5 separate regions of the Homo sapiens genome follow, and all the other regions are linked to region 1. The links are chromatin loops, found by intact Hi-C in ENCODE. Cell type or tissue: HCT116. All regions are shown on one strand. Region 1 overlaps THPO (thrombopoietin). Region 2 overlaps LINC01839 (long intergenic non-protein coding RNA 1839). Region 3 overlaps LINC01839 (long intergenic non-protein coding RNA 1839). Region 4 overlaps LOC105374253 (a long non-coding RNA gene). Region 5 has its middle 6.9 kb from the start of LINC01839.

Region 1 (5,000 bases):
TGAATGAGTCACTTGCATAGTCTAGAAATGTTCATTATTTTTATGGAAGCTTTGGGTAGAGGCTTTTAGCTACAGGCATGGGAGATGACTATGAAGAGAGTAGGACGAGAGGACTTGGTGGTTCTGGAAGCAGCTGGAGGAGCTGGCTCTCTGCTCTACATTCCAGTGGTGACCTGGGAGGGAGGGTAAGTGGAAGTGGACAGGGCAGCAATACCAATGAAGTTGGCAGGCCAGAGCCAGGGCCAGTGCCAGGACCATGTAGCGGCCTGACTACAGTCACTAACTTATGAGTAGGGGAAGAAAAAACATTAAGGAAATGGCTATGATAAGGGCTCCAGCATGTGAGCTGGCTCTTCAGCTTGGCATTAGAGGTCTCTAGGAAAGCATATGGGGTTCTGTTTTCCCCTAGGAAGTTTAGGGTAACAATCCAAAAAGATTCTCTGTGCATTAAACAGTTGTCTGTTTGATCTGGTTTTGCCTGGGAGCTGGTCCCCTGCTGGGATACCTGGGGTATTTCCTTCCCCATCATTTTCGGATCTTCATGTGAGGTGTTAGAAATAGTATTTAGGGAAATGGGTTGAAAATGAATGGCCTCAGCAGGGAGGAGGAAGAGGTGTTTCTTTTACCTTACTATGGGTAGAGTAGGGGGAGGGAGTTGGGATGAATTTTTATGAAATCCTAGAACCTTTCCATGGGGTGGGTTTTTTTGTGGGGTTGGAGAACGACAAATGAGAGTGAGACAAACGAATTACAAGTAATAGTGTGTAGGTTATCATAGACTGTCCTGGCGGTCTTGGGGTAGCAGAAGAAAGAGAACTGGTAGAGCATTGAATAGGGATAGGAGTGTTCTGGTTGTAATTGTTTTTTTGTGTTAGTGGGAAGAAGGGATGGGACCAACCAGACTGATTTGGGAATGGGTTAGATTTGTAATAGGGCAGGTAAGTTCACACTGGAGAAGCCCATGAGTTACTCGCATTTGCCCACAAGTGGAGTAAGTCACATACCAATACCAGATGCCTGGAAGTTTCTGGTGACATTTGCAGTTTTGACATTCTATTTCTTTTTTTCTTTTTTTTGAAATGGAGTTTCGCTCTTGTTGTCCAGGCTGGAGTGCAATGGCGCGATCTCGGCTCACCACAACTTCTGCCTCCCGGGTTCAAGCGATTCTCCTGCCCCAGCCTTCCGAGTAGCTGGGATTACAGGCATGTGCCACCATGCTCAGCTAATTTTGTATTTTTAGTAGAGACGAGGTTTCTCCATGTTGGTCAGGCCAGTCTCAAACTCCCAACCTCAGGTGATGCACCACCATGCCCAGCTAATTTTGTATTTTTTAGTAGAGATGGAGTTTCTCCATGTTGGTCAGGCTGGTCTCGAACTCCCGACCTCAGGTGATCCGCCTGCCTCGGCCTCCCAAAGTGCTGGGTGTGAGCCACCATACCTGGCCCTAAAGTTTTGCCATTCTTGTCTCTCATCTGTCTGTGCTGGGAACCCATCATTCTCTGGTTCTATTGGTGTATCGTGTCCTAGGTGCTGGCACTTTCATGTGCTATAAAGTGTTTCATTTGATTATTAAATTTAACCCAGCTCAATATGTCAGTAAGTTAGTTTCCACTTAACATTCCCTTGACTGCATGCTGGAATTTGTAGTATGAATGAACTACTTCTCTTCCATGCAGAAACTGACAGCATTTGAGATTTGGACAACATTTTTGAGCTTTGTGCATTTGTTGATTCCTTCTCTAGGAAAACTATTCTGTCCGTGAAGGGAGAGAGGGACATGGGAAGATGTCTAAATTGGTCACCTCCACTAAGAACTTTGGTTTTCTACTCAGAACTCTTTTTTTTTTTTGAGATGGAGTCTCACTCTGTTGCCCAGGCTGGAGTGCAGTGGCGCGATCTTGGCTCACTGCAACCTCCATCTCCCGGGTTCAAGACTACAGGCGCTTGCCACCACACTCGGCTAATTTTTCATATTTTTAGTAAAGGCAGGGTTTCACCGTGTTGGCCAGGATGGCCTTGATCTCCTGACCTTGTGATCCGCCTGCCTTGGCCTCCCAAAGTGCTGGGATTACAGGCGTGAGCCACCGCGCCCGGCCTCAAAACTCTAACTGTTACTCCTTAAGGACTTGTATGTCTTTCCCAGTAAACAGAATCATTAAATGACATATAGGACAGTGTACCACACTGGAGAGAGTATGGACCCTAGAGTGAGGTCAGACTAGGGTGTTTCTTCTCCTGCCCACAGGGCGTGTAACCACTGATAACTCACCTGGCTTCTCTGAGCCTCAGTTTCCTCATCTCTAAAACAGAAAAGATAATACCTACCTTACAGAGTTGTGTGAATGTTACAAAAGGTAAAGTACACGAGGTTCCTAGCACATTGCCTTTCATTCTGCTGCTTTGGAATGCCTTTGGTGACCCTGGGGTATTTGTGGCAGTGTTTGGGTTTCTGGGTTCCTGGCTCCTCTACCTCCGTGGTAGCCTTTCCTTCCTCAGGGGTCGGGGAGAGGAAGAAGCTTCCACTAGTTTTCCTACAGGAACCTCTGGAGGTAGCAGGTTGATTTTTGCAGTGGAATTTGTGTTTTTGTGCAACACAAACCTTTTCCTGAGCACCAAGGCAGCACTTATTTGCAAAGCCCCATAAGCCTGACTCCTTTTTAGAGATCCCCTAGCAGAGTTTATGGTGGTCACACAGAGCTGCTTTTTAGATGCATTTGCGGGAACTGGGAAATGAGCCTTCAACTTGTACTTGACTTGTACTTGTTCTCCTGCTGTGTGAGCTCAAGGAGCCTGACTCATGCCACTTCCTGCACTTCCTCCTGACCTCCACAGGAGGGAGGCAGGCGTCCATGCCTGGCAAAGCCTCCTGCTGAGCTGCCAAAGCTCTAGCTGTTTGCTCAGCTGTCACATCCAGGTCCTGTCTTTACTGAACTGTCTACACAGCCTTACCTGGGGTGTGAGGCTCTCCAAGGCTTCCTGTTAGCTTTTTTGTTTGGGGTGGCAGGGTGAGGGGGATCTATTGCCACCCTCGAAGAACATCTTTCCCTTGCTTTTTAGGGAGCTTTTCGGCGCTCCCATTTATTCCTTATACAGGCTCAGTTTTGTCTAGTGTATAGGGACAGCATTTCTGAGAGAAAGCTTATTCATTTCTCAAGAGTAAAGATCTGTTAAGAATATGGGATCAGAGTCCCACTGAGAATGATAGTAAAGGGGATGGGGGCGTTGGAAGGCCTTGAATTTGAAGCAAAGGAAATTACCCTTTCTCTGTTTTCTGACTCAAGGTTAGTCTCTCCCTCTGTTCAACTGCCAGGCCAGCCCAGGCCTTTGCAGAGTTATCACAGAAAAAGAGCATGTAGAGAATCAGTGAGTTGCAAATTTCTGCAGAAAATAGACCAAAGAGCTAGCTGCTCTGATGAGTATTGCTGATAGCTTAAAAAAATAGCTTCTGAAGGTTTATAATGTACAGTGAAAAATGATTCCCTTTTCAGTCCTGTGTATCCCTTTTACCAGGGCTTTGGGTTTCAGGAGAAAGTAGGAAATCTTGTCCAGTTGTCTCCCAGGGGCGCCCTGCAGGGAAGGGAGCTGTACACGAGACAATGCTGATGTCGGCAGTGTCTGAGAACCTTACCCTTCCTGAGACAGATTCTGGGAGTGGGTGTAGGATGTGTTTAGAAGAGGGCTGGTAGGGGTGGGCGTTGGAGCAGAAGGGTCAGGAAGCAGGGGGTGGAGCTGGACCACAGGGGTGGGCAAGGTGGGTGGAAGAGGGAAGAGCGTATACTGTCCAGTAGGAGGATGGGTTGGGGAAGGAGAATATCCAGGCTGGAGGTTGGGTGGCAGGGAGCCTGTGTCTGATGTTCCTGAGGAAATGTCCGGGGCTCCTAGGGTCCTGCGTGAGGGTCCAGGAAAGAGTCCACGAGTTCCATTCAAGAGTTCGTGTATCCTGTTCAGGTATCCGGGGATTTGGTCCAGGGACCTGGAGGTTTGGTTCAGCAGACCAGGAATCTTGGCTCTGAATCCCTGCTGCCACTTCAGAAGCCCAGAGCCAGTAGTTCTGGCTGAGGCAGTGAAGTTTGTCTCCAACAATCCAGAAGTCCTGTTTGGGAGCTCGTTCAGTGTGAGGACTAGAGAGGTTCTGCTGGGGACAGCTGTGGTGGGTGGGGCCCGCCTGACGCAGAGGGTGGACCCTCCTACAAGCATCAGGAAACGCACCTTTCCTCGGAGCAGGTGTTGGAAGCTCAGGAAGATGGCATTGGGATCCTTGTGAGCTGTGGTCCTGCCCTGTGGAGGAAGCTGAGGGCAGAGGATGGTCCTGAGGCCAAACACCAGGGCCAGATCTCAGGCCTCCCTTGTCTAAGTAGGAAAGACAGGATGCCAGTACCCAGGCATTGTGGCTGGCAGGGAGCACTCTTAGTAGATCAGCTCTTCTGCCCTTGAGCTCCCTGGAAGAGCCCTTCTTCCCTCAGGTCTTCTAGGGGGACTGAGTCAGAAAAGAACAGTTTCTACAGATCCCTTGACTGGGGACTTACCTGGGTTCCAAGGAGGCTCTGCAGGGCCCCAAGGAGGAGACGGACCTGTCCAGAAAGCTGCCCCAGGAGGGATGAGAGGCAAGTGGGTCCCAGTTGTCCCCGTGCTGCCATCACTCCCTCCAGCAGAAGGGTCACTGCTCCCAGAATGTCCTGTGCCTTGGTCTCCTCCTGAGAAAGAGATGGAAGAGAGAAGCGCACTGCCTCAAAGGGCACACTAAAAGCGGGTGGGGAGCCTTAGGAGTAGCCAGCAGAGTGAATCATACAGGCTGAGAACTGGACAGGACCAAGGTCCCACCCAGGGCAGGAATTCCTTCACAGTCTCCCGACAGCTGGTCATCAGCCTCTGCTTCAAAAACTCCCGTGTCCTCTAGTCCAGCCTGGTCTTACACTTGGTTTCAGTGAGAAGAGCTCCTTTTTTCTTACGTTGCTGAAATCTGCCCTGTTACAGCTTTTACCTCTTGGTTCTAGTGCTGC
Region 2 (5,000 bases), 140 kb after region 1:
CCTAAACTGGTTACTTGGGATGTGTTCACTTCCTGGGAGAAGGCAGCTGACATGCCAAGGTCCTTGGGTGAGTGTGAGGGGTCATATTGCATTACATAGTGTCCTGGAGATGTGCAAGTCACTTGTACCCCACTGATATGTTTACCCTGGGCTGTCTGCCAATCCTCAGAACCATGTGAGGTGAGCAGGGTGAACAGTACTTTTGGGGGGCTCCCTAGAGCTGGAGGAACAGTTGGTGTCTACTGTTAGTAAAGAAGGAAACTTAGTATGAGCCCACTATGTGCTCTGAGTAGTGGCCCCAAAGGGCTGCATCTGGAAAAGGGGGTGGGTACTGGCCCTGTGGACATACAGAACAGCCTCAAGCCTTATTCCCGGACTGCTAGTTCCCTCAGGTGTTGGAAAAAAGGAAAAAAAAAATCCTCTTTGGAAGAGGATCCTAGATTTCAAATTAACTCTCAAAAGAGCCATTTCAAATAAATTGTCCAGAAAGCACAGAGGCACAAGAGCTACATGAGACAAAACACCACAAGTCAGAATCAACAGAAACTGTGGACCATAGAAATAGACCCACCGGATCCCAGATATTAGAATAACTCGATACAACCTGTAATGAAACCGTGCTTACTGTGTTCATGGAGATAAAAATTGAATTTAAAATTTTATGTAAGGATATAAAAATTTTGAAAGCAACGGTGAAGATTTTAAAAAGAACCATTTGATATTATAGAACTGAAAAGTATGATAACTCAATAAAGAACTCTATAGAAGAGTTAAGAGCTAATAATTGGTGGAAAGGAAGATAAGTCAGAAGAAACTATCCAGAATGAAGTCCAGAGAGGCATAAAGATGGAAAATACAGATAAGAAGATAAATAAAATAGAAGACACAGGGAGATAATCCAATATACGTTTAATTGGAGTTCTAGAAGAGAGGAGAGAGAGAATGGAGCAGAGGCAATATTTGAAGAGATAATGGCTGAGAATTTTCCAAAATTGATGAAATAACACAATCCACTGATTCAGGAAACCAAAGGAGAGATTCCTACAAGAACTAGGAAGCTTCAGGAACCAGGCATTTGTTAAAGCATAAATGTCTCCTGTGGAAGTTCCCTTTTCATGACAAGGGAAGAAAGCACTTGAGGGAGCCGGTGGGTTTCTTTGCAGAAGAGTTTTTGGTTTTGTTGTTTGCTTGTTTTTGAAGATAGGAGAGATTTGATTATGTTGAAAAGCTGAGAGAATAAACCAATTGAGAGGGAGAGGCTGAAGCCACAGGAGAGAGGAGGAGTAATTCATGAAGCATGAAGAAGTTTTTAGAGGGCACAGGGACCGAAACTATGAAAATAATAACAGCTATCCTTTACTGAGCATTACATGTCAGAGCTCTCTCAGGAAATTGGTCACACATTGATACTAATTCTTATAATCGTTAACGATGAGTATTTCTATTCAAATATCCTTATGTTAATTGATGTTCTAAAGAGAGAGAGAGAAAAAATCTTGGTCATATAGCTAGTAAGTGGTGGCAGTGGGATCAAAATCTGGTCTGACTTACTCCAAAGCCTGTGCCCTTTCCACTCTACCAGCTGCTTCCAGAGCTCCAGCTGGCCTCCTCTTTGTCTGAGATAGGATGCAAGGAAGAGAGGATGAGTGTGGAAGTGAAGATGTTTGGAGATATTGTAGAATACAGGAAGTTGAAGTAATTCAGGCTGGAGGCTAGGTCATTCCCAGGAAAATGTAAGGGATTCTACCTGCAGAGTTCGAAGGATGTGGGAATTCAACAGAGGAGCTACCAAGGAAGGGCCGACCAGGGGAGAGGGAGAGGAAAGTAGCCAAGGTGAGGCGAGCCAAGTGCCCAAACCATCAATGGCAGCATGTAGCGGTGCTCCAGAGGCAGAGAGAGGAGATCAAGAAACGTGGGGCGGAGAGGAGAGGGGAAGAGTTTGAGAAGAAACAGAATACGTCACAGTCTCAAAGCATCTCCCCCCAAATATTTATTAATTACAAAGGGAAAACTAGTCATTTTACAGTGGGGAAACCAGCAGACATCACTATAACAAAGTGATCTCAAAATATTGTTTATTAAAAGAGACAATGAGACGAAGCTCCTGGCAAGGAATAAGTGACTAAACCATGGCTGTTCTGTGGTCTTTGCAGTAATAACAATATCCTAAATGACCTGCGGCCAAAAGATCTCCCCACCTCATCCCACCTCAGTGCCAGGTTCATCTGTGCTAATGTATCACCGAGTCCTAAAGGATGACTGAGTCGTCCTTGGGTAACACGTGGTTAACGCGTGTGCATTTGACAGGGGTCTTCTGTAATAATGGGGTGATTCTCACGCGTGGGCGGGATTCAGGCACGGCAGCAGCATTGGGAGAAGTGCTTTGGGGCTGGGGTGAGAGGAGTTTGGGATCTCCACGGGTACTAGGTGCCCCCGCTGTCCTCTATGGTTGGGCTCTTGCGTGCGGCGGCAGATCCCGGGCGGCGCTTCGGCAGATCCTGGATGGCGCTTCGGCAGATCCTGGATGGCGCTTCGGCAGATCCCGGACGGCGCTTCGGCAGATCCTGGACGGCGCTTCGGCGGGGCTGGCCTCCCGCACACACTCGGGTCTCCAGAGTCGGGTGTGCGCGTTGGGGACGCTTCGTCCTGCAGTTGAACGCCCTGAAGCGGGAGAATCAGCGGCCTCCCCGACCCTGACTGCGCTGTAGGGTCTATGAGCTCCTCTGCAGCGCCCGACCTCCTTCGCCAGCAGCCCCAGCCCCCTGCGCAGAACCAGTCTACGCGGACGCCGGAGTCCCCCTGGGCTGCTGGAGAGCCCGAAAGCTCCCGGGGCCGTGTCTTCTGGGAAACGCGCCAATGCCCTCTAGTGGGCGAGCTTTGAACTTCCCTGAGGCCCTACACTGACCTGAGCAGGGGAATTAAATCTCCGGAGCGTCACCCGTGTCTTGCCGAGAGCGGGGCGCAGTGCAGCCCTGGAAGGGCGGAGAGAGTGAGGATGGTGCACACCCGAACCAGCTGGGTCGAGTCAGCCCCCTCCCAGGAGGGCGGCGTGGTCTCCTCCTGCCTCATCGTCCCCCTCCCCGTCCTTCACTCCTCCCAGCTAGAATTGGCACCATCCACTCTTCACTCTCCTTGAGCGAAAAGAAGGGAGACTTGAACACATCTATGCGCCAGGCAGCTTCACTTCTTCATCTGGAAGCTATTTCTAAAAAGGATTTGAAGTGATCACAAAGGCTTACAAGGGAACTAAAGAAAGATGGGGAAACAAAGACGCACGGGCTAGCACTGAAAATGTCTTAAGACCCTGAACGGTCACTAGACCCGGAGTAGAGATAGGACGTTAAACTTCCAAACCCTTAGAGCGTTAAGAAAGACGAGACCGGGAAAACTCCAACAGTCCTTCAGGAATCAGGAACAAAAGACCAAGGCAAGGGGAAGCAAAAGAGGAAGGGGCAGGGAAGCCATGGTAACTAAAAATAGAAAGGAAGGACAAAAGGAGAAACCACAGAACAGAGCAAAATTACTGCAGACGGATTAAACTCCCCTATTAAAAAAAAAAAAGTAAAAAGCCTAAAACGGCCTATCTACCTAGCTTCTAAGATACATAGCTGTAACAAAGTGACATTTAGAGTTTCAAAATAAAGAGGTCAGTGAGGATATACCAGGAAAGGGCTAACATCTGTACATCCCTCCAGTTGGGGGCCTAACTCTAAAATACAGCTCACTTCCACCCGTGTGTCTTCTTCGCCCCGGTGCCACTTCCTAAGGCACACCACAGTGACTTCCCACCTGTCCCATAGCTATAGCTTTCTAATTGGCGTCCTTAGCCCCCCTTGCCTTCCTCCCTACAAAGCACATATAATATTCTTTCAAAAACATAAATAAGAAGCTGGGCGTGGTGGCTCACGCCTGTAATCCTAGCACTTTGGGAGGCCAAGGTGGGTGGATCACCGGAGGTCAAGGGTTCGAGACTATCCTGGCGAACACGGTGAAACCCCATCTCCACCAAAAAATACAAAAAATTAGGTAAGTGTGGTGGCAGGCACCTGTAATCGCAGCTACTCGGGAGGCTGAGGCAGGAGAACCGCTTGAACCTGGGAGGTAGAGGTTGCAGTAAGCCAAGATCCTGCCACTGCACTCCAGCCTCGGCGACAGAGCCAGACTCCATCTCAAAAAAAAAAAAAAAAAAAAAAAAAAAAAGCATAAATCTGGCTAAAGTCCTTCAATGTCTTCTTATGGCATTTAGAGTCAAGTTCAACCTTTTTACTCTGGCCTACAGCCCCCACACCACCCCACTTTCTCTCACAACACCCTCTTCCCTTCTAGCTGCTGTCCCAGTGGCCTTCTTGCTGTTCTTCAAACCCACCCTGGCACACACTGTTCCCTCTGGCTGGAATGCCGTTCTTGGAGCTCTTCCTCTCCTTGCCTGGGTCCTAGCTTCAGGATCTCCCCTGGAGGAAATCCTTTCCTGGCCACTGTGTCTGGAGTGAGGCCCTTTGCCTAGCTACTCTTCATCACTGCTCTGTTTATTTCCTGCAGAGTACTTTTTACAGTCTGTGAATATCTTGTTTATTTATTTGCTTATTTATGTCTTCTCTAGTAGAATGTTTACTGCAGTCTTTTGGGTTCTTCTCCATGTATAATCATAGTATCTGCAGGTAAATATAACTTTTTCTGCTGTTAGAATTCGTTCTTATACTTTCTTTTTTCCCCAATAATGCAATTGAGCCTTTAAAACATGTTGAATAATAATGATCATGGTAAGCATCCCTTCTTTGTACTTTCCTAATTTAATGGAAATAGCTTGAGGGTTTCATGGTTTTAGTAAGAAAGATATTTGCTATTGACTTCTGGTAAATATTTTTCATCATATTTAAGAAATGTCTTTCTATTCCTACATTACTTTTACTTTTCCAATTTCTTCCTGGGTAACTGACCTATTTAAATTTTCAATCTCTTTTGATATCAGTTTATGTTTTTCTAGGAATTCAACAATTCCT
Region 3 (5,000 bases), 170 kb after region 1:
ATGGGCGGTTGATTGGCCTGATGACTGTCCTTCAGCTCAGGCACCACTGGAGGCTGAGCTCTCACTGGGAGGCAGTCACAGGTGCAGGCAGGCTCCGGGGATAAGGAGCTGTGGTGTCTTTCCAGTGCTCCTGTGTGTACTTGGTGGAGCTGAGAACAGCCAGACACTGGATGAGAGCTTGGCTTTAGGATAACGCCCTACATTTGGGGCCCCATGTTCTCTGGTGTCCCCACCTGGATTGTGGCAGCCTACTCTGGGGCAGGGGAGGAGATTCCAGGAAAAACAGGGCCAGAGTGTGCCGTGAGGTGGAGGTGCTGTGGAAGGGGGCCTTGGTTCCAGCCACACGAGCCTCCCTCCACTTGTCACTGAGGAGTCATTGGCACCTTAGCTCTTGGCGCAGGGAGGTTGGCAGCAGGCATCACAGGCTGCCTCCCTCAGGGAGCTCACAGTCTCCATAGAAAGACGTGCAGGTGCACGCTGGCTCACACACACACACAGCACATGCACACACGCAGCACATAACGAGAACTAACAACTGGCAAACTCAAGAGCTGTGGTGGCTCCAGCAGTGCCGCTGCTGCTTGTGGGTGGGAGATGTGGGGGCATGCATAGGCTGATTTTGCAGGTGGCTTTGGAGCAGTGGTTCAGGCAAAGGCGTTACAGGACCTAGAGCTGGGCCCAGGTGGAATCATTGTCTTATTGGGTGACTTTAGCCAAACTAGGAGTCTTAATGCTACCTTACAGGTTTTGTGTTTTTGTTTAGAATTAAAAGAGGCAGGGCCAGGCGAGGTGGCTCACGCCTGTAATCCCGGCACTTTGGGAGGCCGAGGTGGGTGGATCACCTGAGGTCGGGAGTTCGAAACCAGCCTGACCAACATGGAGAAACCCCGTCTCTACTAAAAATACAAAATTAGCTGGGTGTGGTGGCGCATGCCTGTAATCCCAGCTACTCAGGAGGCTGAGGCAGGAGAATCGCTCGAACCTGGGAGGCGGAGTTTGCGGTGAGCCAAGATTGTGCCATTGCACTCCAGCCTGGGCAACAAGAGCGAATCTCTGTCTCAAAAGAGAAAAAAAAAAATAGTGGCAATATCGGTGTAAGAGCCTACCATAGAGAAGTGCTTCATGGCAGCTGAACCTGAACCTGGCACATCCTGGGACGCCTGTGGCCGCAGGGGAACCGCCTGGCCCAGCAGAGCTCGCTGTTTGATATGAACACGGATCACACAAGACAACTGGTAACAGCAGTGGCCTCCTGGGAGGGGAAAGGCTTACCACGGGCAAGACAGGGAGGGACATTTGTTTTTTTAAATTTTGTACACGATACATCTATTTCTTGGTTCAAAAGTATGTCAACCATTTTCCACCTTGGCCTGCACGCAGTGGGGTGCTGTGAACGTTCAACAAGGGGCTCTGGGGCAGCCTGGTACCAGCAGGCTCCAGCGCCCCCACCGGTTGCACAGGTGTGGTAAGGCCAAAGCTTAAGGACTGATGACTAAGGTTGCTGTTCTCCCTCAGTGGGAGGGAAACCAAGGTCCAGAGAAAGCCGAGGCTCTCTCTTAGGACCAAAAATCCAGCGGTGGCAAAATTGAGTCTGAATCCAAGTCATTTGACTTGGAAGGGCCCGGGTTCAGGTCCAGCCTCTCTGTCCAGCTGTGACCTGAAACAAGTTGGCTAACGTGTCTGAGCCTGTATTTTCTTGAGGATGATAATATCCACTTCTCAAGATTGTTTTGCAGCTTCACTACAAAAAAAAAAAAAAAACAAAAAAACAAAAAAACTACCTGAGGGTGCTTTGAAAACCTTGAAACCCTGGCCAGGCGCGGTGACTCACACCTGTAATCCCAGCACTTTGGGAGGCCGAGGCAGGTGGATCACCTGAGGTCAGGAGTTCGAGACCAGCCTGGCCAACATGGTGAAACCCTGTCTCACTAAAACTACAAAATTAGCTGGGCATGGTGGCAGGCGCCGGTAATCTCAGCTACTTGGGAGGCTGAGGCAGGAGAATTGCTTGAACCAGGGAGGTAGAGGTTGCAGTGAGCCGAGATTGCGCCATTGCACTCCAGCCTGGGCAAAAAGAGCAAAACTCCGTCTAAAAGGAAAGAAAGAAAAAGAAAGAAAGAAAGAAGAAAGAAAGAGAAAGAGAGAGAGAAAGAAAGAAAGAAAGAAGAAAGAGAAAGAAAGAAAGACCTTAAAACTCTAATACAATATAATGGGTTTTTAAATAAAAAAGAAAATAGAAATCACCTTTTCCTCTAGCCCCTCAGTTCAGCATTAGTCAAGCTTTTTAACCTACTCTTGAACGTATCAAGAGCCTTCTTTACTTGGCCCACCCTGGGTAGAACTGGGATTCTCCCCAGTTCCTGAAGTTTCCATGGCTCTACTCTGTAACAAGGAAAAGGGAAACATGCGTCCTCCCTCCGCTGGAGTTTCTCCACAGGTGAGTCCTTTGCTGCCAAAGGTTGTACCTGTTCTGCCACCGCCCCCTGCTGGTGACTCTTACAAGGCGCCCTGTCTTCACTGGCATCCGAGCAGGTTGGAATTTAAGGGAAGTATCTAGATCCACCTAGATGGGGCTTGGTGAGGAGGAATCAAGCTGCTGGGTCTCGAGTAGCCTCCATCTCTGCACCGTGGCCACTGTGCCCATCATGCCGGCAATGGGCTGTCCAATGGCAAAGGAAGGCTGATGGAGGTTGACCAGGTCATTTTGTCTAGTTGGTTGTTCAGTGCCTGTCCGCAGTGGATGCTCTCTGGCAGCTGTGAACATGCGCTACAAAGACCTTCACACTTGGGCCCACTCCCAAATGTCCAGACACATCCTCCAGCCCAGACCTGCTGCTCCTCATCTTCCAGCCTTTTTCCTTCAGGTCCCAGCCTCCAACCACTCAGCTGAGCCATCAGCCACTACCCATGAGTTGTACATATCTTAACTTTGGGACCCTTCTCTTTCCACACAAAGGGGATGATTAGCTGCACCATCTGAAACTCCGCCTATTTATTGGAGGATTTTCTCCAATAATTTTGGAGAAATAGTTTCCAAAATTATTGGAAAATTATTCCAAAATAATTCCAAAACTATTGGAAAATTCCAAAATGATTTCCAATAATTTTTTCCAATCCACCCCTGAGTGAGGCTGCCATCATTTTTAGTTTGCACATACATGTGGAGCTGACCCATCTGTACCCCAAGTTCAGGCTTTTCCTCCCCGCTTTGGCTGGTTGGACAGGAACCCATAGAATCATGGGCATGAGCTGGGGTGGGGGCCCTGCGGCTTGCTGTCCACTCACTTCAATCCTGGAGGACGCACCTCCATCTTACAACGGGCTGCTGCTGAGCCTGCTTGGCCTTACAGCTTGGGAGGACGACGAGACCCAGCTCACAATGGGACCGACGAGACCCAGCTCACAATGGGCAGTTCTGGTTGCACAGTCACTTGGTCCTCCGTGGCAGTTTCTTATTTTATTTAATTTATTTTTTGGCATGTAGTCCTCGCTGCAGCTGGCATGGCCTTGCTAGAGATCTCAGAGGGCTCGCTGTGAGTCTCCCACCCGAGCCTGCACAATCGCCACAGGCGTCTTTCCCCGCCATTGATCTTTCAGCACCATAATATCTGCTGGGCCAGAGGTTTCAGGCGACAGGCTGCATCTGTAGATGACACAAGGCTACCTGGAGTCATTAGGGTAGGGCAGCCTGAGCAGGGGCTGCCACTTCCTTCTCAGGGGAAGCTCTTGTGAATGCAAATGGGGCATGTTAAGTCCTGGAAGGAGAGAAAGAGAGAGAGAGGGAGAGAGACAGAGGTGGGGGGGGGGGGGGCGGGGAGAGAGAGAGAGACAGACGAGAGAGACAGACAGACAGGGCAAGGGGAGAGAGAGAGAGGTAGAAAGAGAGAGAAACAGATGGGAGAAGGGGGGAGGGGGGAGAGAGAGAGACAGAGAGGGGAGAGAGAGAAGGGAAGGAAGGAAGGAAAGAAGGAAGGAAGGAAGGGAAGGAGGGAGGGAGGGAAAGAAAGGGAGAAGAGAAAGAAAGGGGAGGAAGAAAGAAAATGAAGTTGCTCTTTGTTAGATGCTCTTGTGTCGTTTAGGGTCTTTTTCTGTATACATTGCCCCAACTAACTGTGAGTTCCTTCGGGGCAGAGTTAGAATCCCAGCTCCTCCACCTACTAGCTATGTGATCCTGGGCAAGCCACTTCACTTCTCTGAGCCTTGGTGTCCTCCTCTGTAAAATGGGGATAATTTTTTTTTTTTTTTTTTTTTTTTTGGAGATGGAGTCTCACTCTGTCACCCAGGCTGGAGTGTAGTGATGTGATCTCAGCTCACTGTAACCTCCGCCTCCCAGGTTCAAGCGATTCTCCTGCCTCAGCCTCCCAAGAAACTGCAATTACAGGCGCGCACCACCACACCTGGCTAATTTTTGTATTTTTGGTAGAAACGGGGTTTCACCACGTTGGTCAGGCTGGTCTTGAACTCCTGACCTCGTGATCTGCCCACCTTGGCCTCCCAAAGTGCTGGTATTACAGGCATGAGCCACCATGCCCAGCCCCAAATGGGGATAATATTTTAGCCCACAGCACAGTGGTCTGTGAGCATTAAGAGAAGGAAAGCACCCCTCCCCACCAGCACAGTGTCTGCACCCAATCAGCACTCCTTAAACGCTGGCTAGCATTCTCCTCCCCTGTGACCCTCTGGCAAAAGATTCCCCACCCCAACCTCAGCGCCCAGCAAATCTGTGCTAATGTGCGAGTGGGTATCGATGAGTTCATATAACCCTTGGGTAGCATGTGGTTAACATGTGTGCGTTTTAATAGGGCTATTTTACAGCAACTCTAATGATGTGTGGATTGTCTGGGGGCCATGGGGGTTGTTTTCTCAAGCTATAAACTCACCGATGCTCTGCTCCACATTCTCCTCAGAGTCTCTACCCTACCTCCTCTGTGGCCCAGGGTCTGCCCACAGCTGGCCCCTCACAGGTGCCCAGGGCTGCAGGGTGTGTGTATGTGGCTTGT
Region 4 (5,000 bases), 410 kb after region 1:
AGACCTTCCCACACAGGAAGGCGGGGCCGTGTCTCTTGCTGTCTACTGTATCCTCAGCACCTGGTGTTGAGACTGGCACCTAGTAGCTGTTCAATAAATGTTTACTGAATGACTGGAAGAAGGGTGCCTTTCTCTAGCCATTTCCTCACCCAAGGTGGCCTTTGACTATTCTAGAAGGGGCAGAAGGGAGGAGGAAAAAAACTCCTCTCCTCTCTGCTGAAGGCTTGCTCTGCCCCAGGCTCTCTGCTGTGGCCTTGTGAGGCGGGCACATGCATGTCCTCCCATCTCTTCTATGGCACTTACTCCTGCCTCTGGCTCTGCCCACTGCCTCCTCTCCCCTCACCGTCTCCTCTGACCTCCTCACCTGGCCTCTTTCCCCACAACACCACTGAAACCACTCTGACGAAGGGCAGGGGTGATGTCCTGATGAAGCTGCTGGGAAACCCATTTTAGTCCTTACTGGTGGTGTTGGACCCTGTTGAATCCTTCTTTGTTCTTGCACCTCCTTCTTTCCTTGATACTATCCTCCCCTCATTCCCTGCACCTTCTGACCTTGGCTCATCTGTCCCCAAATCTACATTTCTTGCCTAAAAATTACTCTTAAGCATCAGACCCTCTACATCCGATGATTTTCACCTGGAGGTCCCAGAGGCAATGCATCCATGACCAAACTCAGCACCTTCCATCAGCTGTTTAATTATAATATCTGATTTTCTTCTCCTTCTCCTTCTTCTCCACTAGACTATGAGCAATCTGATGCTAGTCCCGATGTCTTGGTTATCTCTTGTGTATCCAGCACCCAAGGTAAGCTCCTGGCATATGGCGGGCATCCAGGAATGTTGAAAAATGACCCGTACAACTTAGAAGATGCAGCCTCTACAGATCAGTTTCCTCGTTTTTCCCTGAAACTGCTCTCATCTGTTTCCCCGCAGGGAAGGAGCATCCCATGGCTACAACTCTCAAGCATCGAAATGGAACCTGTGAGAGTTCTTCACCCCACAGGGAACTCCTTCCACCAAACTTAGGGGAGCGAGAAAGGGGTTGTAAGGACTTGCCTTTGTATCTCCCCAGCCCCTGCACAGGGCTGGATTTGCATATGTTAATATGGAGAACTGCAACTATTTAATGAGAAGCAGTGGGCCACGTGGGTGAGCAGAATTCCTTAGAGTATTTTTTTCAGATGTCTTAATTCACTCTCTCTTTGTTGTATTTCAGCAGATCCAGGTATTTGCACTGAGTTGGTCCTGGTCCCCACTCCTGTCCCCCAAATCTCTGAAACCACAGATCTCATTAGATGCCAGGCTCAGCCTTGTGTTTGGAGGGTGATGGTGGGCGGAGTGCTCTGCCTACCTGGAAGCAATGCCAGGATGGCTGGAGGTAGCCTACTCCAGGCCAAGGAGCCCCAGCCCAGAGGTTGGGCGGGGACGTGCCTGAGGGGGGTGGGGAGGAAAGGATAGAATTCCAAAGAGGAGAACCCTAGATGGAGAGAGCCCTCTGGGCTTTCAGCCCTTCATCTGGGTTCCACTAAAAACACATTTTGCGTGTTTCTGTTGTTCTTAAGTCTGGGTTTATTTCAAGGGGAAAGTTATAAAGAGACATCTCTCCCTTTATTTCAACAGCAGCTTGTGCTTGGGTAGATTCTCATTTGTCTTGTCTGTCCTGCCTGGAGGTAAAAGGAGTAGGTTGGGGTGGGGGTCCCAAGAGGCCCCAGGAGACCAAGGCCTCAGGCTGTGCTTGCCTCCAGTGTGTTAGACCAGTAGGTCTGTCACAGGTTCTGACCTTCCAGCTGATAGCAACACACACCGCCAGATGAGAGACTTGGGGGGTTGAGAATGAAAGGAAGGGACTTGGGGAAGCACAGAACAAGGAGAGGCCTGGTGAGGTGGCCCCACCTGGGAAACATCCACAGACAGACAGGCAAGTGACCATCCCCATGGCTGTTTGAGAGCCTTCCTCTCTGAACCCAGGGCAGCATCTGTCAGGTAGCCACCCAAGTGAGGCAGGGTTTTGCCCAGGTCGGAAGCCAGAGGTAGCATCCAGTCTCCCTAAGAATTCAGGTCCCAATCCAGTCTGAGAATCCCGAAGAGGACCCAGAGCCCTTGAATCAGTCCATACCTCAGAGACACAAAGAAGAAATGTCAGCGCTTGAAAGGCCCTTAGCCGTGTAACCCACTGCCCTCATTTCACAGATGAGGAAACAGGCCCAGGGAGGGAAAGCTCCTTGCCTAGGGCACACAGTGGGTCAGCGATGGGCTGGTCCTGCAGCCCGGGCCTCAGTGTTCTCTGCACTTTTCTACTTTTCCACCCTGCTGCTTACAAGGGTAGGCAAATGGCCACGTCTCCACGGAGGGATCCAAGGGTGCTAATAAACATGCCCACTCATGGACTCACACGCATACGTGCACAGAACGTGTACACTGGCCCTCGGATCCCATCAGCTGAGCTTGCCAGGGCTCCCCCAGATATAACCTGGGTCTCTCCTCCAGGGTCATCTTGGGCATTCAGGCTCCAGGCAGATGTAGGACTCAGGACACCATGGTGGATGGTCCTGTCTGCACAGAGCTGGTGCCAGACACAAAGAGAACTTGAGGCCCAGCACCCAGGCCCTGGCCTTCACCCACCAGCGAGAAATTCTTGCAGAGCCCTCTCTTGCTCTGAGACGGGCCTCTGCAATGACTCAAGTCGACTTGCTTAAGAAGGACTTGATTGCCACCTGGTGGCCATATCTGACATCTCACCCCAGTATCACAGTCCATTCATTTATCAAAGATGTATTGAGCCCCTGCTGTGAGCCAGGGAAGAAATATTTACTCTTGTTGAATGAATGAACATCCCCTACCCCCAAGAAGAGGTCAGTCCACTGTAGAAGACTGATATGCAAAGCAACAGTTACAATACAGGCTGATTAGTGTAATTATAGAGGTGAGCTTAGGATACAATGGAAGCTAAAATAAAAGGGAGGGGGAGTGGGAGAGGGTGTTAGTCCAGCTTCTATGTAAGGAGCCTAAGGAAGATTCCACCAGGGGCGTGGGTTGACATGCTTCCCGGGGTATGCATAAGCAATCAATAATTACATTCATTTGTCTAAGAGTTTTCATTTTACCAAAAGATTGCACTTGCATTTCCCAGTTCATCCTCCCAGTAGCGCCATGAAGTGTGTATAATTGTCCCCATTTTACAAAGGAGGACACTGAGGCTTGGAGGAGGTAAGTGATTTGCTCCATGTCACTGTCTGGTATTTGATGACTATAATTCCCAAACTACTCCCAACTGAATCAGACTCCCACGGGGAGGCGGGTGCACCAGGCGAGGGTTACAGATGGAGGTCGACTGCCTCTGCCACAGGAGAGTTGGCAAGTTGGGGGTTTGGATGGATAAGCAGCTCTCTCCCATCTCCCAGACAGTGGAGCACAGTTGAGCTCTGGAAGCAGCACAGTGATGCGTGGTGAGCCTCAGCCGGCGCAAATGCAAGCTGGAGGGTCCTGGGTTCAGTGGCTATGTCACAGCCTCATCACAGACCTGAAAATGGTGGGCATGAGAGGCAGACGTGTAATTTCCTCTTTACTACCGCCAGTCATGTGATTACAGCCGAGCTCAGGAGGGCCGGGTGAGCATTGCAGAAAGGCTGTAGCTAGATAGGATCCCTAGAGCCAGAGCAGGGTTGGGGAGTGCAACTCTAGGAAAAGCTTCATTTTCCACACCCACTCCACTCCCAAACATAAGCTGAAGGTCCCAGTGAACTCCGTTAAAGAAGAATGAAAAGTCTGATGCAGCTATTTAAAAACAGGCAGGCGTCAAGTGGCCAATGGCAGTCGAGTGCAGCCGGGGCAGCGCTCGGGAAAATCATCCACCACCGTCAGCCCTGGAGAGGCAGACCTGGGGTTCCCCGCAGAAGCGGGTGCGGGTCCATGTAGGCTACCCCGTCATCTTTGTGCCACGGAGCTAGTTCATCACGGGGCCTTGCTGATTCCTTCCCCAGCACGCCTCAACAATCCCGCTGCTCTCCTGAGACCCAAGCCCTTTCACTCTTTGCTTAGAAGTCCAGCTTTGTTTCCAAACTGTTTTCCCTTTCTCTTCTCCCTACAGCCTCCCTTGACAGGGCAGCTTTAGTGTCCGTGCTTCCCAGAACCAGTGCTGCATGCTCACCTGCTGGACTCCCCCAGGATGTATAGACATCTCATAAGAGTGGGGGCTGCCTCTGGGAAGGGACTGGAAAAAGGCTAAGGGGAAGGAGCTCGGGGGCTGGCAAGCCCGGATGCGACAAAGCACCGAGGTGGGCTTGAATGTGAGTGGCTGTGGTGGGTAGACAGGTGGGCTACTGTGCACGGGAAGTTTAGGTGAGGGAGGATGTTAAGACTCTCCTGGGCTGGGTGCGGTGGCTTCACGCCTGCAATCCCAGCTCTTTGGGAGTCCAAGGCAGGCAGATCACTTGAGCCCAGGAGTTTGAGACCAGCCCAGGCAACATGGTGAAACCTGTCTCTACAAAAAAAGTACAAAAAATTAACTGGGCATGGTGGTGCCTGCCTGTAGTCCCAGCCACTTGGGGTGGGTGGGTGGGGTGCTGAGGTGGGAGGATTGCTTGAGCCCAGGAGGTCAAGTCTGCAGGGAGTGGAGATCACACCACAGCACTCCAGCCTGGGCAACAGAGTGAGACCCTGTCTGTGAGGCTCGGACTTAATCCCGCTGAATCCTCAGTGCGGTCCTCTAAAGCCATGGAATTGAGAGAGGTAAAGTAACAAGCCCACGGTCACAAACCTAGTAACAGTGCGAAGATTCCAACCCAGGCCTCTGATGCCATGTGGTGTTTTCGCAAGAGCATCTTTTGACTTTGCTAATTTCTGGACATCATGTGGAGCCTTCTATGAAAGAGTCAAATATTTGGGAAGGCAAACATCAAAGGGAGTTAGTGCAGGTATTTTATGTAAGCGGATCGCCCTGCGGTGGTGTCTGATTTTCCTGCCAGCCCTGCCCTCTCCCAGGACACACGTTCTCTGCCATGC
Region 5 (5,000 bases), 98 kb after region 1:
GAGTGTGATGAGTTGACAGCCTCAGCGTCTGGGCTGGTGTTCAAGGTCAGCTGCAGCTTTTGAGCTGAGATCATGCTCTTCGAGGGGTGGCCCCAGCCAGAGACTGAGCTTGATGATAAGGGCCTGGCTGCTTCTGCCCTGTGAACGACTCTTCTAACAGAAAGTCTTGGACACCTTTGTTCCAGGGCTCCCCTGGGGCCGGCCAAGCTTTGTCACATCTGCACTGTGGTCTGGCAGCTCCCTGCCCCACCCACCTTTCCTTCCCTTTCCTCTCAGAGGCGTTGCTTACCAATGAGGCGTGGGTATTCCTGACTCTGTCTCAGCCTCTGCTTCTCAGAGAACTCCGCTGACACAGTCTGCATGGCACAGTCCTCTCTGATCTCGGAGGACACCTGTCTTTTTTTTTTTTTGAGACTGAGTCTCGCTCTGTCTCCCAGGCTAGAGTGCAGGGGCGTGATCTCGGCTCACTGCAACCTCCACCTCCCGGTTTCAAGCGATTCTCCTGCCTCAGCTTCCTGAGTAGCTAGGATTACAGGCACGCACCACCATGCCCGGCTACTTTTTGTATTTTTAGTAGAGACGGGGTTTCACCATGTTGGTCAGATTGGTCTTGAACTCCTGACCTTGTGATCCACCTGCCTCAGCTTCCCAAAGTGCTGGGATTACAGGCGTGAGCTACCGCACCCAGCCAGACACCTGTCTTAACAGCACGTGTTTCCTACATGTTTGTGGTCTGACCTACTGACCAGCTGAACGCCCAGCTCAGCTGGGTGTGAGTATGTTCTCTAGAGTATGGGACCAGAATTCCGAGTACGTTCTCTAGAGTATGGGACCTGCGGGCCACTGGGTGGGAAATAAACAGGAGACGCCCAGGCCCCAGCAGCCAGAGGGTTTTCTTGTGAGTTTGTGATTCTCAGGGACAGCTTTTTGGCTGGAGGACTTTGGCTGTCAGGTGTGGACTCTGCCGTGTGGACTCCATGTGGGCCTGGTTGTCTCCACACCACATCCTCCCCTGCTTCCCTAAGGGTCAGATGAAGAAAGAGAGACTTCTAGACTAGGTTCCAGGGACTGAGACAGCAAGTGGTCACAGAGCCCAGCACCTCCAAAACAGGAGCTGCACTCGGAGAGCAGCTGGTGCCCCCAGAGACCAACAGCAAGGGGCAGTGTTTCAAGGAGTGTTGGGGGCCGAAGAGCCCTTCCTGGGTCACTCTTCCATTAAGACTGAAAGTAGGGGACTGGGCGCAGTGGCTGATGCCTGTAATCCCAGCACTTTGGGAGGTCAAGGCGGGTGGATCACCTGAGGTCAGGAGTTCGAGACCAGCCTGGCCAACATGATGAAACCCCATCTCTATGAAAAATATGAAAATTAGCTAGGCACGGTGGCACGTGCCTGTAATCCCAGCTACTCAGGAGGCTGAGACAGTAGAATCACTTGAACCCGGGGGGCAGAGGTTGCAGTGAGCTGAGATCACCCCATTGCACTCCAGCCTGGAGAACAAGCGTGAAACTCCTTCTCAAAAAAAAAAAAAAAAAAAGACTGAAAGTAGGGAGGGCAGGGATGGGCCCTTTTATCAGTGGCCTTTATGGTTACAGAGGGGGCTCCAGGGAGAAGACTAAACAACCTTCCTCAGCCTCCGCAGCCTCCGCAGGCAAAGCATAGACACCCTTTCCCAGCAAGAGGAGTGAGGCTCACTCCCAGTGACCTGCATCCTACTTGGCCGTTGATTTTGTGTGTGTGTGGAGTCGGGGGGGGTCTCATTATGTTGCCCAGGCTGGTCTCGAACCCCTGGCATCAAACAATCCTCCCACCTCAGCCTCTTGAAGTGTTGGGATTACAGCAGGAGCCACCATGCCCAGTAATTTTTGTCACTTGTTCTATTAGGGGAAATCATGTGAAACCGCTATTTTTATAAGTTGAAAAAACAGTGAAATACTGCCAATTTTGTATATGCTTAATATATAGAGCTGAATTTAAGTTAGGAATAGGTATTCCCAGTTTAGGGTATCTATTTATGAACCTTTCCCGTAGCCGCCATTCCTGGAGCGCCTCCTACAGGTCAGCCACCAAACAGAGCACTTACCATGTGTGTCTGATTGTATTCTCACAGCAGCCCGGAGTATGCACAATTATTATCCCCATTTTACAGGTGAAGAAAGAGAGGCACAGAGAGACCAGGAACACACAGCTAGTGAGTGACAGAGGTGGGACGTAGACCTACATCTCTCTGAACTGTGAACCTGTGTCTCTGACCCTGGTGCACGCTGCTCTCCCAGGGTCCTCTGTGTAGCCTCCCGGGGACGGAGCGGGGAGTGAGCACTGGAATTTGGGTTAAAGAACCTATTCAGGGCTGGGTGCGGTGGCTCACGCCTGTAATCCCAGCACTTTGGGAGGCCGAGGCAGGTGGATCACCCGAGGTCAGGAGTTCAAGACCAGCCTGGCCAACATTGTGAAACCCCATCTCTACTAAAAATACAAAAATTAGCTGGGCGTGTTGGCAGGCACCTGTAATCCCAGCTACTTGGGAGGCTGAGACAAGAGAATCGCCTGAACCCAGGAGGCAGAGGTTGTAGTGAGCCGAGAGCTGAGATCACACCACTGCACTCCAGCCTGGGAGACAGAGCGAGACTCTGTCTCAAAAAAAAAAAGAAAGAAAGAAAGAAAGAAAACCTATTCAGAGAGCTCTGGACCAAGTGGCCCCTATGTGACAATCAGGGTCAAAGATAGACTTTTTGGCGTCTAAAGCGGATATAATTTGTGGGACCCTCTTTAGGAAAGATGATATGAAAAATCTTAGTTTTGCAAATTTTGCACAAAATATATGTCCATAATGAGCATTTTGCTACGACTGCTCCCTGGCTTTAGAAGGGACTTGTGTAAGGGAGGGATCCTGAAGCTTAAGCTACATTATCCAGGTTCTGACATGCAGAGGGTCCGGGGTCCGCTGGTCTGTGTGTATAAAACCTTAACTCCTTGTTGGCCATGTCCTTGGCAAAGGGAACCGCTGCTTCCTGTCGTGGCCACCAGGTGGAGGCGCTCCCTTGGGAACTGTTTGCAGAGGTGCCTCACCCTCCCAGTTCCCTTCCTTGGCATTCTCTGCACCAGTGTGGCTCCCCGCTGTTACCCTCAGGGCCACCTCTGATCTGAGGGAGGAGTGGTCGCTGATGAGGCCTTGTCTGCATCCTGTGGCCTCCCCTTGCAAAGAATAACTCGCAGGGAAAGGAAAGTACAGCAGCTGGAGGCAGCATGTGGATTCTACCTGCATTATACCAAGGAGGAAACTTTTGTTCCCCCAGGCATCCCTGACCTTATAGAAAATTCCACAAGTTAAAAGTAGGTAGGCCGGGTATGGTGGCTTATGCTTGTAATCCTAGCACTTTGGGAGGCTGAAGTAGGCAGATTGCTTGAGCCCAGGAGTTCAAGACCAGCCTGGGTAACATGAAGAAACCCCATCTCTACAAAAAATACAAAAACAAAAAAATTAGCAGGGTGTAGTGGTGCGTACCTGTAGTCCCAGCTACTAGGGAGGCCGAGGTGGGAGAATCACCTGAGCCTGAGGAGGTTGAGGCTGCAGCGAGCCACGATTGTGCCACTGTGCTCCAGCTTGGGCAACAGAGTGAGACTTCGTCTCAAAAAAAAAAAAAGGTAGCTAAATGTTTGGACTAGAAACATATAAGCCCAGGCATGGTAGCTCACACCTGTTATCCCAGCACTTTGGGAGGCTGAGGCGGGCAGATCAACTGAGGTTGGGAGTTCGAGACCAGCCTTATCAACATGGAGAAACCCCGTCTCTACTAAAAATACAAAATTAGCCAGGCGTGGTGGTGCGTACCTGTAATCCCAGCTACTTGGGAGGTTGAGGCAGGAGAATCACTTGAACCTGGGAGGTGGAGGTTGTGGTGAGTTGAGATCGTGCCATTGTACTCCAGCCTGGGCAACAGGAGCAAAATTCCATCTCAAAAACAAAATAAAATAAAATAAAACTTATCTTTAATTCAGATTTAAGAATAGAGGGCATGAAACTCTCGTGTAGGTAGGTGCATCTGGGTTCTGTGCTGTAGGTTTGGAGAGGAAGCTCCCGGGAGGGCCATGGCCCTGTACGTGGTCTCTCTCCTCGCAGCTGTGAGCTCCTGGAACTCAGGACTGATCTTCGTCTATTTGATACCCCTTTATCTAGCATACTGAGGTTCTCGGTGTTTCCAGAATGCATAAGAGAACAGAGTAAGAGGGGGATGGAAAATGAGAGGGAAGGAAGTGGTGAGATATGAAAGGAAAGACTGACACTGATACAACTTCTTCAAAAGAATTCTGGGCTGGGTGCGGTGGCTCATGCCTGCAATTCCAGCACTTTGGGAGGCCAAGGTGGGCAGATCATGAGGTCAGGAGTTCAAGACCATCCTGGCCAACATGGTGAAACCCCATCTCTACTAAAAATACAAAAAAATAAAATAAAATTAGCCAGTCGTGGTGGCAGATGCCTGTAATTCCAGCTACTCAGGAGGCTGAGGCAGGAGGATCACCTGAACCCAGGAGGTGGAGGTTGCAGTGAGCCGAGATCACGCCACTGCACTCCAGCCTGAACGACACAGCAAGACTCCATCTCGAAAAATTACAAACAAACAAAAAAGAATTCTGAGTGTCTACTCTTTTTAGGACTTTAGAAATAAAGAGAAGAGGATATAAAGATAAACAAACAGATGTTCCCACAGTCAGTTAATTCACTCTTTTGTGAAAAAGAAAGATATACAAGTCACCAGGGTACTGGTTTAAAAAACTAACAAAACAGAAAATGTGAAAGAAAATATAAGATCTATAGAGGATCATCAATCCTAGGACTCCAACGTCTATAGTAATTGTAGAAACTAGGAACAGAAACATATAGGGGAGGGAGGAATTTTCCAAATATAAAACAAGAAAACTTGCTAGAACTAAAGAACATTTGACTTCCATCAAAGAATAATGAATGAAAAATAATTTCATCGATTGGGGTATTGGGGTATTG

Evidence for each region. Peaks named below come from ENCODE experiments on the same cell type or tissue, not always from the same donor. Only the 100,000 strongest peaks of a DNase experiment are listed, where the experiment ranks them.
Region 2: a loop joins it to region 1, with 2.8 times the contacts of the local background. A loop is called at or near these places in 79 of 110 quality-filtered maps.
Region 3: it touches region 1 in a loop (11-fold over the local background); 98 of 110 quality-filtered maps call a loop at or near these places.
Region 4: it touches region 1 in a loop (3-fold over the local background); 41 of 110 quality-filtered maps call a loop at or near these places.
Region 5: it touches region 1 in a loop (8-fold over the local background); 30 of 110 quality-filtered maps call a loop at or near these places.

Annotation. Positions count from the first base shown.
Region 1 is chr3:184,368,889-184,373,888 of GRCh38, forward strand. It overlaps THPO (thrombopoietin), which reads right to left. Exons shown (of 6, transcript NM_000460.4): 5 at 4,527-4,694; 6 at 3,047-4,290. The coding sequence ends at 3,625. Among named protein-coding and RNA genes, the nearest start is that of THPO, 6.8 kb to the right of the region's middle. In HCT116, a CTCF peak has its summit at 2,837 (motif pointing right); DNase peaks (open chromatin) are centred at 2,833 and 4,761; H3K27ac peaks cover 570 bases.
Region 2 is chr3:184,511,054-184,516,053 of GRCh38, forward strand. All of the region lies in intron 6 of LINC01839 (long intergenic non-protein coding RNA 1839), which reads left to right. Among named protein-coding and RNA genes, the nearest start is that of LINC01839, 38 kb to the left of the region's middle. RefSeq lists enhancers at 2,544-3,044, 2,748-3,042. In HCT116, a CTCF peak has its summit at 2,878 (motif pointing left); a DNase peak (open chromatin) is centred at 2,878; H3K4me3 peaks cover 886 bases.
Region 3 is chr3:184,538,794-184,543,793 of GRCh38, forward strand. The region is part of intron 6 of LINC01839 (long intergenic non-protein coding RNA 1839); the gene reads left to right. Among named protein-coding and RNA genes, the nearest start is that of LINC01840, 16 kb to the right of the region's middle. In HCT116, a CTCF peak has its summit at 2,500 (motif pointing left); a DNase peak (open chromatin) is centred at 2,478.
Region 4 is chr3:184,775,235-184,780,234 of GRCh38, forward strand. It overlaps LOC105374253 (a long non-coding RNA gene), which reads left to right. Exons shown (of 4, transcript XR_924790.3): 2 at 742-804; 3 at 933-4,285. Among named protein-coding and RNA genes, the nearest start is that of LINC02069, 4.6 kb to the left of the region's middle. RefSeq lists a silencer at 2,567-2,861. In HCT116, a CTCF peak has its summit at 2,729 (motif pointing left); a DNase peak (open chromatin) is centred at 2,697; H3K27me3 peaks cover 642 bases.
Region 5 is chr3:184,466,525-184,471,524 of GRCh38, forward strand. No RefSeq gene overlaps it. Among named protein-coding and RNA genes, the nearest start is that of LINC01839, 6.9 kb to the right of the region's middle. RefSeq lists an enhancer at 1-374. In HCT116, CTCF peaks have their summits at 2,045 (motif pointing left) and 2,996 (motif pointing right); DNase peaks (open chromatin) are centred at 2,047 and 3,047.